Linked DNA regions of Homo sapiens: region 2 is linked to region 1. Evidence: read pairs that join two places in POLR2A ChIA-PET (ENCODE). Cell type or tissue: GM12878. All regions are shown on one strand. Links, peaks and the distances in the headings refer to the core of each region. The heading gives the core; the rest is flanking DNA.

Region 1 (5,903 bases), core at 343-5,342:
GGGGATAGTACTGAGAAAGTGAATAGCTCCAATAATTAGGTAACAAATCCTTTTAAAAATCAAGAGCTTTCCAAGTGCTTTCAACAAAATTGGAAACAAACCACTACCCAGTGGTCCACTGAGAAATTCATTAAAATGGTTTTCTTAAAACAACGCTCTTACCAGGCACGGTGGCATGTGCCTGTGGTCCCAGCAACACAGAAGGCTGAGGTGGGAGAATCGCTTGCACCCAGGAGGTTGAGGCTTCAGTGAGCTCTGATAGTGCCACTGCACTCTAATCTGGGAGACAGAGCTAGACTCCGTCTCTTAAAAAAAGAAAGTTCTTCTTTACAGAAAAATGCTAGTTAATAAATACAGACTACTATAGTTAGAACACCATTTTTGCAACCCCCAGTGAAATAATTGACTCAGGAAAAGATCACAAAAGGTGTTCAAAGTATAAGATGAAAAGTTGTTGAACGGGTTATTTGTAGATTACTTATAAAGTGCAAAGGGATGTGTGTCCTTTTTCAGTGAAGAGAGTGGGAGGGGGGGTCATCATCTTAACCAAGTGACCAAATTTAGCGTTACTAATAGTGAGACAAGCTGAAATTATGTGCCTAACATGAAATGATGTAACCTACTCAATGTTACTGAAGTATTCTTTCTAAAAATGTTTAACCCGAATATAATCAAATCTGTACATATAATGTCGAGTTTTTTTTTTTAATAAAAAGGCAAGGGTTGGAGAAACAAGTTATAAGATATTATGAGGAAATAATTGGCCAAATCAAGAATGCATAATATTCTACAAGAGAACTAGCATGGACTCATCAAAAAGTCAAATCATGAAATAAAAGGCTGCCTACCACAGTGAGTTACCTCCATGTTGAGAGCAGTGCTCAGGGTAAGGGATTTCTGCCTTGACTCCCTTTTTGAGACAACTGCCCAAGTCCCTCAAACCTCATTCCTTGCATTTCTATGGCTGTTCAGGCCAAGTCCACAATAGCATGGTCAGACACAGATATGACAATCAATTATTCTAAGCCTTTCTGTTCTCTTGAAGGATGATGCTGAACTAACAGCCAGTAGGCCTGCCACAACCAAGACAAGGTAACCCCACAGCAGGGGCCAGGGGTACTGAGTCTGCCAGGGGAGGTGGCCAATACTCCCTGGGAGATTTGTCTGAATCCAAAGGTGGGCCACGAGTTCACCATGAGTTCACCAGCTGCAGGCTTCAGCATCACAGGACAGCATGTTCCCCAGGGATCAGGCAGACAAGGGGTATGTATTAGGTTGTTCCTGCATTGCAATGAAGAAATACCTGAGACTGGGTAATTTATAAAGAAAAGAGGTTTAATTGTACACATTTGCAGGCTGTACAGGAGGCATGGTGCCCACATCTGCTCAGCTTCTGGGTAGGCCTCAGGGAGCTTTTACTTATGGCAGAAAGTAAAACAGAAGCTTGCATGTCACATGGCGAAAGCAGGACCAAGAGAGAGAGTTGGGGGTGGTGCCACACACTTAATACAGCAGATCTTAAGAGAATTCACTCACTATAGTAAGAACAGCACCAAGACATGAGGGATCTGTCCCACGACCCAAACACCTCCCACCAGGCCCCACGTCCAATACCGGGTATTACAATTCAACATGATATTTGGCAGGGACATATATTCAAACTGCATGAGGGTGTCATCCTGGAAACTTGAAAGTACCTCAGTGCATACTCTAGGTCCAGAATGAAGCCAGGAGGTACCCTCTCTCTCATCAGTGCCACAAGGATATGTAATTATACCCCCACTTCCCCCCAAACAAATGAAAGTCATCTACAGAAAAAAGTGACAGGACCTCTTTGGGAGGTATTATGAAAGATGAAACATTTCATCCATAGGATACTAATACTATCTAAAGGAACTGAATGAATTGAACTATATTTGAAACAGGATTAGACACTTTTTTTTTTTCCTGTAACCTAACAGGTTGTGGTGGTTTTAAAATACATCCACAAATTCTTTGATATGCCTTCAAAGAATGCATCTAAGGTCTGGCTGCCACATTAGATTTTAGATGTGAAACCTAATCCACCTCCCCCTGAATGTGGGCTAGACTTAGTTACTTCTTTCTAATAAATAGAATGTGACAGAAGTGATTCTGTGACAGTTTCTACCTGGCTCTCACCTTCTTGGATTACTTACTCTGGGCAAGCCAGCTACCACGTCATAAGGAAACTCAAGCTGCCTTGTGAAGAGGCCCACACATAGCAAACCGAGGCTTCTCACCAACCAGCACCAACTAGCCAACCTTGTGAGTGAGCTGCCTTGGAAGGAGATTCTCCAGCCCTAGTCAGTGACCATACCCCTAGCTAACATCTCAACTACAGCTTTGTGAGAGACCCGAAGCCAGATGGCCTAGTTAAGCTGTTCCCAAATTCCTGATCCACAGAAACTATGACATAATGTTTTTGTTTGTTTGTTTTCTTTTTTAAGCTCTGTTGAACTTGATATTATTCTTCCAAGATATTAAACTGTAGGGAATTTTGTTATGCGGTAATAGATGACTAATAGGTGAAAACTCTAGACAAAATAAAGGACCTACATTTTCATGAGATATCTGTAGCGAGTTAAATAAGTGTCTTTGCTATATATGTGTATTCCTAATGTGGAAGATACATGGTTTTATTAGGACAAAAAACATTAAGAAGGGGAGAACATAATTAGGCACATAACACTGTTGTCTAAGGAGAAAAATGAATCCCCTTAGGTTGAGATGGATTTATTATGACTCAGAGGAAGTGCAGGGAAATCAAGAACAAAAAGTGGCAGCCAGACGTTAGATTAGACAAGGGTCCTGAAAGTGGTCAGACCCAAGGTAGCTACTGACTCTCTTTCTCTAGGAGACCACATGGTCTACTGCCTCCAATTCTCTCTGTTTCTTCATTAGCTGCATTCACCAGCTTCTCTTGAGATCAACTAGTTCTGCTTGTCCCTTATTGTATTACTGGCCCCAAAATGGCTGCCCCTAAATGGTGGCCTTGGATCTGAAATTCACATGTCCTTATAAATTCAATGCTTCTGTCAGAGTGACCCAGTCTCTCAATGTTCTGACTCTAAATTCTTAGGAGGCAGAGTCTGTTTGACCCAGCCTAACTCAGATACAGAGCCAGATCCAAACAGCTGGGAGAACAGGATGGAGAAGAGTTCCCATACTATCTTCTCAGCACTCTCTAAAAAGGGCTGTTGGCAATTTTGCCTTTTTGTAATTCTATTTGAGCAAGTTGGAAGTTTAATTAGCTTTCCAATCAACCAAATTTCTGCATTCGAGTCTTAACCATATATAAGTGTTACTGTGGCTTCAAAGAAAATATGGATTCTGAAGTAGTGGGTTTTGATTGAGTTGACTGTTTTTAAATAACTCTTTGGATTTTAATTGTGATGCAGAAGTTATAGTAACAAACATTTGGTTTTGTACAGACATTATTTCCACGCTGGTGGATAAGCTCAATAAAGGTCATATCCCAAACTAAAAAATATAAAATAAAATAAAATAAAAAATAAAAAAATAAAAAGGGCTGTTGGTCAATTTTATAAAAGGCAAAGTCAAACAGAGGGAGGAATGACTGATAGATGAAATGACTGGTCTCTTGGTGCATCTGTTTCTAAAATTCCGTTAACTTTCCAGAATGAGCCTGCCAATAGCTCTGGTCTAAACTCAACCCCTGTGACCTCCATTTCACCTCCATTTGAGTCACCTGCTGAACAAGCATGCCCTTCACACTGCTTGTATTGCCTCCGTGGCTTAGACTTGACAGTTTCTCTGCCTTGTCCTCTTTGTGAACATCTACTCCTCTTTTCAAACCCTGCTGGGTTTTATCTTATCTGTAGTTCTATTTCTCTCCCACTCTGTATCCTTCCAAAATAAGTTAGTCACATTTTCCTTTTCACCATAGTACTTTAATTTTCATATATACTACTTATACGATTGCATATGTCATATTGCATTGACTTCATAGATTCTTGTAAGGTGGATGTCATCCAATTCATCTTTATACCTCTAGGATCTAAAACAGCAAAGTAGGTGCTCAGCGACAGTGTACCAGCACACTGAATAAGCATGACTTTTGAGATTAACCTAAAACCACCTAATTTTCATTTTCCACTGTCCCTTTGAAAACACCCTTCAAGGGTGTCTGGTTGCAAGGCTGGTTCTTCTCTTATCCCTGAATTAAAACTTGGGTGGTCCCATTACTTTTTCTGGTCATTTTTAGTTAAGAGATGTTAATAACTAAAATATCCAGTCCTATATAACAATCAAAAGTTGGCACCTGACTTAGTTTAGGCATTTCTCCCTCCTCCCAGTTTGTGCCTTCTGTAGTAGATTTAACAAAACAGTGTGGCCACTTCTCTTTTTTCCTGACTTGTTTCCTTAGATCTTGCCCCTCCTAGTTTCTGATCCCTCCAGGGTTTGAGAGGAGGATGAGCAATACGTCTTACTTTGTTGGTACTAACATGAGCTGCCATCAGTTTCCCTGTACCTCACAGGTATTAAAGACTGATTCCTTATCTCAATGGGCACTTACGTGGGTTTAGGGGGACAAAACTCTACTTCTATGAATTTTTCAACTATAGCTCCTTTGACCAGCTGGCCACTTATCTAACTCCAGAAAGACCTTTAGCTTTTCCCTGCTGAAGTCTATTCCTCTCTTTGAGTGGTCATCTTGGTCAGGTCCAGTGATGACTCGCTGCTGGCTTCTCTTGTCTTTTTTTTTGTAATATTAGCCAGGTTAATGGCGGGGTTTTGCCATGTTGCCCAGACCGGTCTTGAACTCCTGGGCTTAAGCGATCCTTCTGCTTTGGTCTCCCAAAGTGCTAGGATTACAGGCGTGAGCTACTGCGCCTGACTCAAATTTAATTTCTTGTACCCCAAAAAGAGGCAGAAAGAAAGACGGACTGGATACCCTCATTTATAGAACCAGAACCCCATACTGGTACAATATGAAAGTTTCTGAAAAAGGTCCAACAGGTATTTGATATCCACAAAGCACAAAAGACCTAATTATAGTTGTTTTTTTTGTTTTTTTTTTTCTCCAACTGGGCTTAAGCCCCTTTCTCCTTTGCTTTCTGAGCAAAAGTACTACTGGCCTCCAGCAGCTGAAAAAGCCCTTAAGAAACTGAAGCATTACTTGTCTTTGGCTCTAGTCCTGGCTCACTCTAACCCATAAAAACCTTTAAAGACAGAGACCAATCTGTCTAGCATTCCTATCGGTCCCAGGAAGATTCTCTGTCACTCATGTGTGCCTGCTTTTCAAGAAAAGGAACCCAATTAAAGACAGGTAACTTCATGTGGCAAAAGATATTCTTGGCCATTATCACTACCTTTTTTGTCTTATATTCAATAACTAAAGTAGTATGGTGATTTCAACTTCTGAGTTATTTATAAACCTAGAAACCAGAATTGTCCTACTAGCAAGTAACTTGTCTCTTAGAAGCTGAAATTGCTGACCATGCCACTTGTATTCCAAGTGATTCTGTGTTCCCTGAAAGGCTACAAAGACAGGCTTGAACCTCACCTTTCTCATCTGTTAATAATAACAAAACCACTTGTGTGGTCAGAGCTGCCACATCAACCCTGATAGGCTACCGGAAAACACTTCATTATCAATGCCCTGCTGCACATGCATTCCCATGTACAGCAGCCTCTCATTGGAAAAGAACACACATTTCAATCATGCCTTGATGCCCTCCCCAACCAATGAGGTATTGCAGGTTGTAAAGATCCGCCCCAACCCACTACTGCCATCAGCCCTGCTGATGGCCCAAGATTCACCATGTGTAATGCAATAAAGACATCATTATCTGTGTTGCCTGTGCTAGATCAAAAGACCAGCTTGGGAGACTGACACTCTTCTATCTCTACAGCTAAGC
Region 2 (5,903 bases), core at 553-5,552, 140 kb before region 1:
CTGTACTCCACTCACTCCATTTTTGTATCCCTGAACTATATCACATCTAATCTGTGAGTTCTAAGTAGCTGATTCACATTAAAGAAAAAGGCATCCTACAACTCAACAACAAAAAACTCAAATAATCCAATTTTTAAATGGGCAAAGGACTGGAATAAACATTTCTCCCAAGATGATATATAAATGGCCAACTATTTGAAAAGATGCTGAACATCACCAATCACCAGAGAAATGTGAATCAAAACCACAATGAGGTATCACGTCACACCCATTAGGACAGCTAAAAACAACAAGTGTTGGCTGGGCACAGTGGCTCATGCCTGTAATCCCAGCACTTTGGGAGGCCGAGGCAGGCGGCCTGAGGTCAGGAGTTTGAGACAAGCCTGGCCAACACGGTGAAACCCCATCTCTACTAAATATACAAAAATTAGCTGGGCCTGGTGGCACGTGCCTGTAATCCCAGCTACTCGGGAAGCTGAGGAAAGAGAATCACTTGAACCCAGGAGGCAGAGGTTGCAGTGAGCCGAGATCGCACCACTGCACTCCAACCTGGTGACAGAGTGAGACTCTGTCTCAAAAAAAAAAAAAAAAAGAAAAAGAAAAAGAAAAAGAAAAAAAAGAAATATTTTGCAATAGATCTCTTCCTTTTTCTTGCTGTGTTCCTCCCAACCTTTAATAATCTAAAGGTGTCAAGAACTGCTCCAGGATACTATCTTCCTTCTCCCAAACCATCCTACAGAAGCGGCCAGCTAACATACTGCTCTTAGAGTAAGCAGGGCAGGTCTGCAATCGTGGAGAAAAGGGGAAATCATCAGGAGGGGATTTCAAGTGGGTTGTCCTCCACTTCTAATCATGATCATGACTTTATCCCTCAGCCTATGAAAAGCAGAGACTAGGGTGACAGACCCCAAGCTGAAAAACCCCTAGGGCAAAAAAATGAGAACACTGTACTGAGTGTACTTTAATTACAGACAATACACACATATGTATATCTTTCTCTATTAAAATAAAAATACAATTAGTCTTTCATTTTCAATGAAATATGAGTAACTGCCCAAAACCCAAAACCTAATTTTAGCTTTAGCCTCTTTACCATCGACATCATTATTAGGGATACAACCCAGTCATCAAGATGACTGAAAAAGTGGCACTGCTGCTTTCCCCTGTGTAACTGAATACACAATTCCTACTAACAGAAATGGAATACTGGTAAGTTGCTAAAAGGCAGACTATCTAGTATAGTTATTTTAACCGTGTTTTGATGGAAATCCTTCAATTATATGTGCATCTCCATGACTCCTGTTGCACCCACCCCCGCACTTCCCTAGTCCCATTCTTCCAGGCCCAGCACATGGGGGAGCCCAGCTGATCCTGGAGTCTTCCTCCGTGCCCTCCATGCTTAGCTCCACTCTCTGTCCACAGCCTCATTTTGCCTATAGCTATTTCCATAATCACTAATGCCTACTCCATTCACTCTTACCATTCTTCTTTCATTTATCTTCTGCCATCCCTTAGCTCTCCCAAAAGAAAAAAATAACAGTCTCCCCACCTGGATGAAACAAATGACTGCCAAGAGCAGTCCGTTCTCCTCTCACATATGTTACCATCTCTCCCATTCTGTCATTCAAGAAAAAAAATAACTCAGTACCCTGGATTTTGAATACAATAAGTAAGTATGAACAGATATGTGTGTATATATGTGGCCACAGTGCTTTTTTATTAAAAAAAAAAAATAGGGAGAGCAAATTTTCACTTTTTTATGTTATAAAGTGCTCTCACTGACTCTTCCCTTCTGTCTACCCTTTATCCAACACGCTCTGATGTTATATGACCTTCCACCCATAATAGTATCTGGCCACATGGCTCATCCTACACACTAACATAGTCCCTTCTCCCTGACAAATTCATCAACTAAGATGGACATGTTACTTTATTGATTTAGATGCGTGTATCAGACCAGGCGCAGTGGCACTCTGGGAGGCTGAGGCAGGTGGATCACCTGAGGTTAGGAGTTGAAGACCAGCCTGGCCAACATGGTGAAACCCTGTCTCTACTAAAAATATAAAAATTAGCTAGGCATGATGGAGGGTGCCTGTAATCCCAGCTGCTTGGGAGGCTGAGGTGGGAGAATCGCTTGAACCCGGGAGGCGGAGGCTGCAGTGAGCCAAGACGGCGCCATTGCCCTCCAGCCTGGGTGACAGAGTGAGACTCCGTCTCAAAAAAAAAAAAAAAAATGTGTATCAGACTGCTCTAAAAAGATGTCAGCACATGGTACTAGTTTACACCAGCAGTTTTCAAAGTGTGATCCAGAGATGAGGAAGGAACCCCTTCAAGGGATCTATAAAACTATTTTTGATAATATGAAGATGTTATCTGTCTTTTTCACTTTCATTCCCTCATGAGTGTACAACAGTGGGTCGAGGATGCACGGTATGTGGTGATGATGTATCTATCACTCTGACAGCTAAGAAAACATATACTTGTATATTCTTTACTGCCTATCATTTTTTAAAAACCCAGTTTCACCCATCATTCTCAGCAAAGTAACACAGGAACAGAAAACCAAATAGCACATGTTCTCACTCATAAGTGAGAGTTGAACAATGAGAACACATGGACACTGGGAGGGGAACATCACACGCTGGGGTCTGTTGGGAGGGAAACATCACACGCTGGGGTCTGTTGGGGATTGGGAGGATAGAGGAGGGATAGCATTAGGAGAAATACCTAATGTAGATGACGGGCTGATGGGTGCAGCAAACCACCATGGCATGTGTATACCTGTGTAACAAACCTGCACGTGCTGCACATGTACCCCAAAACTTAAAGTATAATTAAAAAAAAAAGCCAGTCTCACTTAACAACATCCTTGATAAAATAATAAAAGGTATTAATTTTTAAAACGTCAACTCTTGAGAACTTGGCCTTTTTCATATTCTGTATGATGAAATAGGAAGCACACATAAAGCATTTCTGCTGCATACCTAAGTATAATGATTATCTTGGGGAAAAGCATTTATACAATTTTTTTTTTTCATAGGACACCATTTTTGCTTTTTTGACTAGCAGACAATTTACACTTATTCAGACTTTGGTATCTGGCAGACATTTTCTCTAAAATGAATAAAGTGAACCTGTCACTTTAAGAAAAACCGGCAATATTGGGCTGCTGGCCGTGGCTCACACCTGTAACCCCAGCACCTCGGGAAGCCTAGGCAGGCAGATCACTTGAGGCCAGGAGTTCAAGACCAGCCTAACCAACATGGCGAAACCCCCATCTCTACTAAAAATACAAAAAAAATCAGCCAGGCGTGGTGGTGCGTGTAATCTGAGCTAGGCAGAGGTTGCAGTGAGCCAAGATCACACCACTGTACTCTAGCCTGGGCGACAGAGGGAGACTGTATTAAAAAAAAAAAAAAAAAAATGGGCACTATCTGTTGCCAATGATATAAATTAAGCTTTCAAGAGAAAACTGGTATTTTGGAAAACTTGAATTCGCCACCAAGATCTTGACCACTTCCCAATTCTTAAAGATTTTTTGGATGAGACTGATGGTGATATTAATGACTGTGATTTGCTTAATATTGTATAATCAAATGTGCCAACATTTCAAAGATGTGCAGAACTTAGTAAACCTTTTTTTTTTTTTTTTTCCGAGATGGAATATCGCTCTGTTACCCATGCTGGAGTGCAGTGGCACGATCTCAGCTCACTGAAACCTCCACCTCCCAGGTTCAAGCAATTCTCCTGTCTCAGCCTCCCGAGTAGCTAGGACTACAGGCGTGCACTGCCATGCCTGGCTAATTTTTGTTATTTTTAGTAGAGACGGGGTTTCACCATGTTGGCCAGGCTGGTCTTGATCTCCTGACCTCGTGATCCACCTGCCTCGGCCTCCCAAAGTGCTGGGATTACAGGCGTAAGCCACTGTGCCCAGTCAGCTTAGTAAACCATTATTTTTTGAATGATCAATGTATGCAGTTACAAAATCACACACAGGTCAAAGATCCATTCAAAGTGCAAGATGGACCAGTGGATTTTAATGTTACAGAGTACACAAAATTCACTGACATGGCTTCAGATTCAGCAGTGCAACTAATATTTAAGAATCTGGCTGGGAGCGGTGGCTGCGCCTGTAATCCCAGAAATTTGGGAGGCCGAGGCAAGCGGATCACTTGGGGTCGGGAGTTTGAGACCAGCCTGGTCAATATGCTGAAACCCCATCTCTACTAAAAATATAAAAATTAGCTGGGCATGGTGGTGCGTGCCTGTAATCCCAGTTACTTGAGAGGCTGAGGCAGGAGAATCACTTGAACCCGGGAGGCAGAGGTTGCAGTGAGCTGAGATCACACCACTGCACTCCAGCCTGGGCGACAGAGCGAGACTATCTCAAAAAAATAAATAAATAAATAAAAAGCATTTACCAATTGTTGAATTTTGGTGTAACAAAAATATTCACAATTATATGAAAAGACTATGAAAATACCCCACCCTTCTTCAACTATGTATCCGTGTGCAGCCAGGTTTTCTTCACGTATTTCAACCAAAACAACATATCACAACAGATTGAATACAGGAGCAATTATGCAAACCCAGCTATCTTCTATAAAGAAATATACTAAAGAGAATGGCAAAACGTAAAACAATGCCATGTTTCTCACCAGATTTTTTTGTGTGTGTTGGAATACCTTTTTCATAAAAGCATATTATTTATATCAACCCTCTTTGTTTTTTCTTCTTTTTTTTGAGACACAGTCTCGCTCTGTCGCCCAGGCTGGAGTGCAATGGCAGGATCTCGGCTCACTGCAACCTCTGCCTCCCGGGTTCAAGCGATTCTCGTGCCTCAGCCTCCCAAGTAGCTGGGATTACAGGCGCCCACCACCACACCTGGCTAATTTTTGTATTTTTAGTAGAGACGGGGTTTTACCATGTTGGTCAAGCTGGTCTCGAACTCCTGACTTCATGAGATCCACTGACCTCAGCCTCCCAAAGTGTTGGGATTACAGGCATGAGCCACCATGCCTGGCCTAATGTTTGTTATTTTTTAAATAAATAAATATTTTAAACATTTTTCAGTTTTAATTTCTAATGTTAAGTATGGACAGACATAGTCTATATAAACAAAAGATTTTTGGGGTCCTCAGAAATTTTTAAGAGTATAAATGTGTCCTGAGACCAAAATGTTTGAAAACCATTAGTTTATAGTACCACAAAAAAATAGCACTTTTAAGTATATGTATACAAGAGAATGGACACCTGAATATGAATCAGAAGATCTTGGCTCCAATTCTAGCACCACTTCTTACTTGCTTTAGGATTTCAATAAATTACTTCATCTCTCTAAGGCCTTAGTTTCCTCATCTGTAAAATGGGTAACTCATGTCTTCCAAGGATAAAAGAGACAAAATATGTAAAAGCAATTTATAAACTACAAGGTACACTATTATTACAAGATCTCAAAGTTAAGCATTTTAAACACTTCTTATGATGTTTTGTTTCTTTGTTTTTGAAACAGGGTCTCACTCTGTTGCCCAGGCTGGAGTGCACTGGCACTAACATGGCTTACTGCAGCCTTGACCTGCCAGGCTCAGGTGATCCTCCTACCTGAGCCCCACGAGTGGCTGGGACTACAGGTGTGCACCATCACACCCAGCCAATTTTTTGTATTTTTTGTGGCGACAAGGTTTCACCATGTTGCCCAGGCTGGTCTACTCCTGACCTCAAGTGATCCGCCCACCTCCCCAAGTGCTGGGATTACAGGCATGAGCCACCATGCCTGGCCTCTTACGATGTGTCTATGAAATTTTCCTTATTCTTAAAATTTTATTACTAAAAACAGAACTTATAGAAAATGTCAAGTGCAGGCCAGGAGCAGTGGATTACACCTATAATCCTAGCACTTTGAG

Evidence for each region. Peaks named below come from ENCODE experiments on the same cell type or tissue, not always from the same donor. Only the 100,000 strongest peaks of a DNase experiment are listed, where the experiment ranks them.
Region 2: POLR2A ChIA-PET joins it to region 1 with 7 read pairs; 13 of 35 experiments call an interaction of 5 or more read pairs at or near these places.

The regions. Positions count from the first base shown.
Region 1 is chr12:12,687,652-12,693,554 of GRCh38, forward strand. All of the region lies in intron 2 of GPR19 (G protein-coupled receptor 19), which reads right to left. Among named protein-coding and RNA genes, the nearest start is that of GPR19, 5.6 kb to the right of the region's middle. In GM12878, for the core only: no CTCF peak of the experiment used is centred there; no DNase peak of the experiment used is centred there; H3K4me3 peaks cover 893 bases; H3K27ac peaks cover 1,645 bases.
Region 2 is chr12:12,548,056-12,553,958 of GRCh38, forward strand. All of the region lies in intron 1 of DUSP16 (dual specificity phosphatase 16), which reads right to left. Among named protein-coding and RNA genes, the nearest start is that of DUSP16, 12 kb to the right of the region's middle. RefSeq lists an enhancer at 3,323-3,442. In GM12878, for the core only: no CTCF peak of the experiment used is centred there; no DNase peak of the experiment used is centred there; H3K27ac peaks cover 1,093 bases.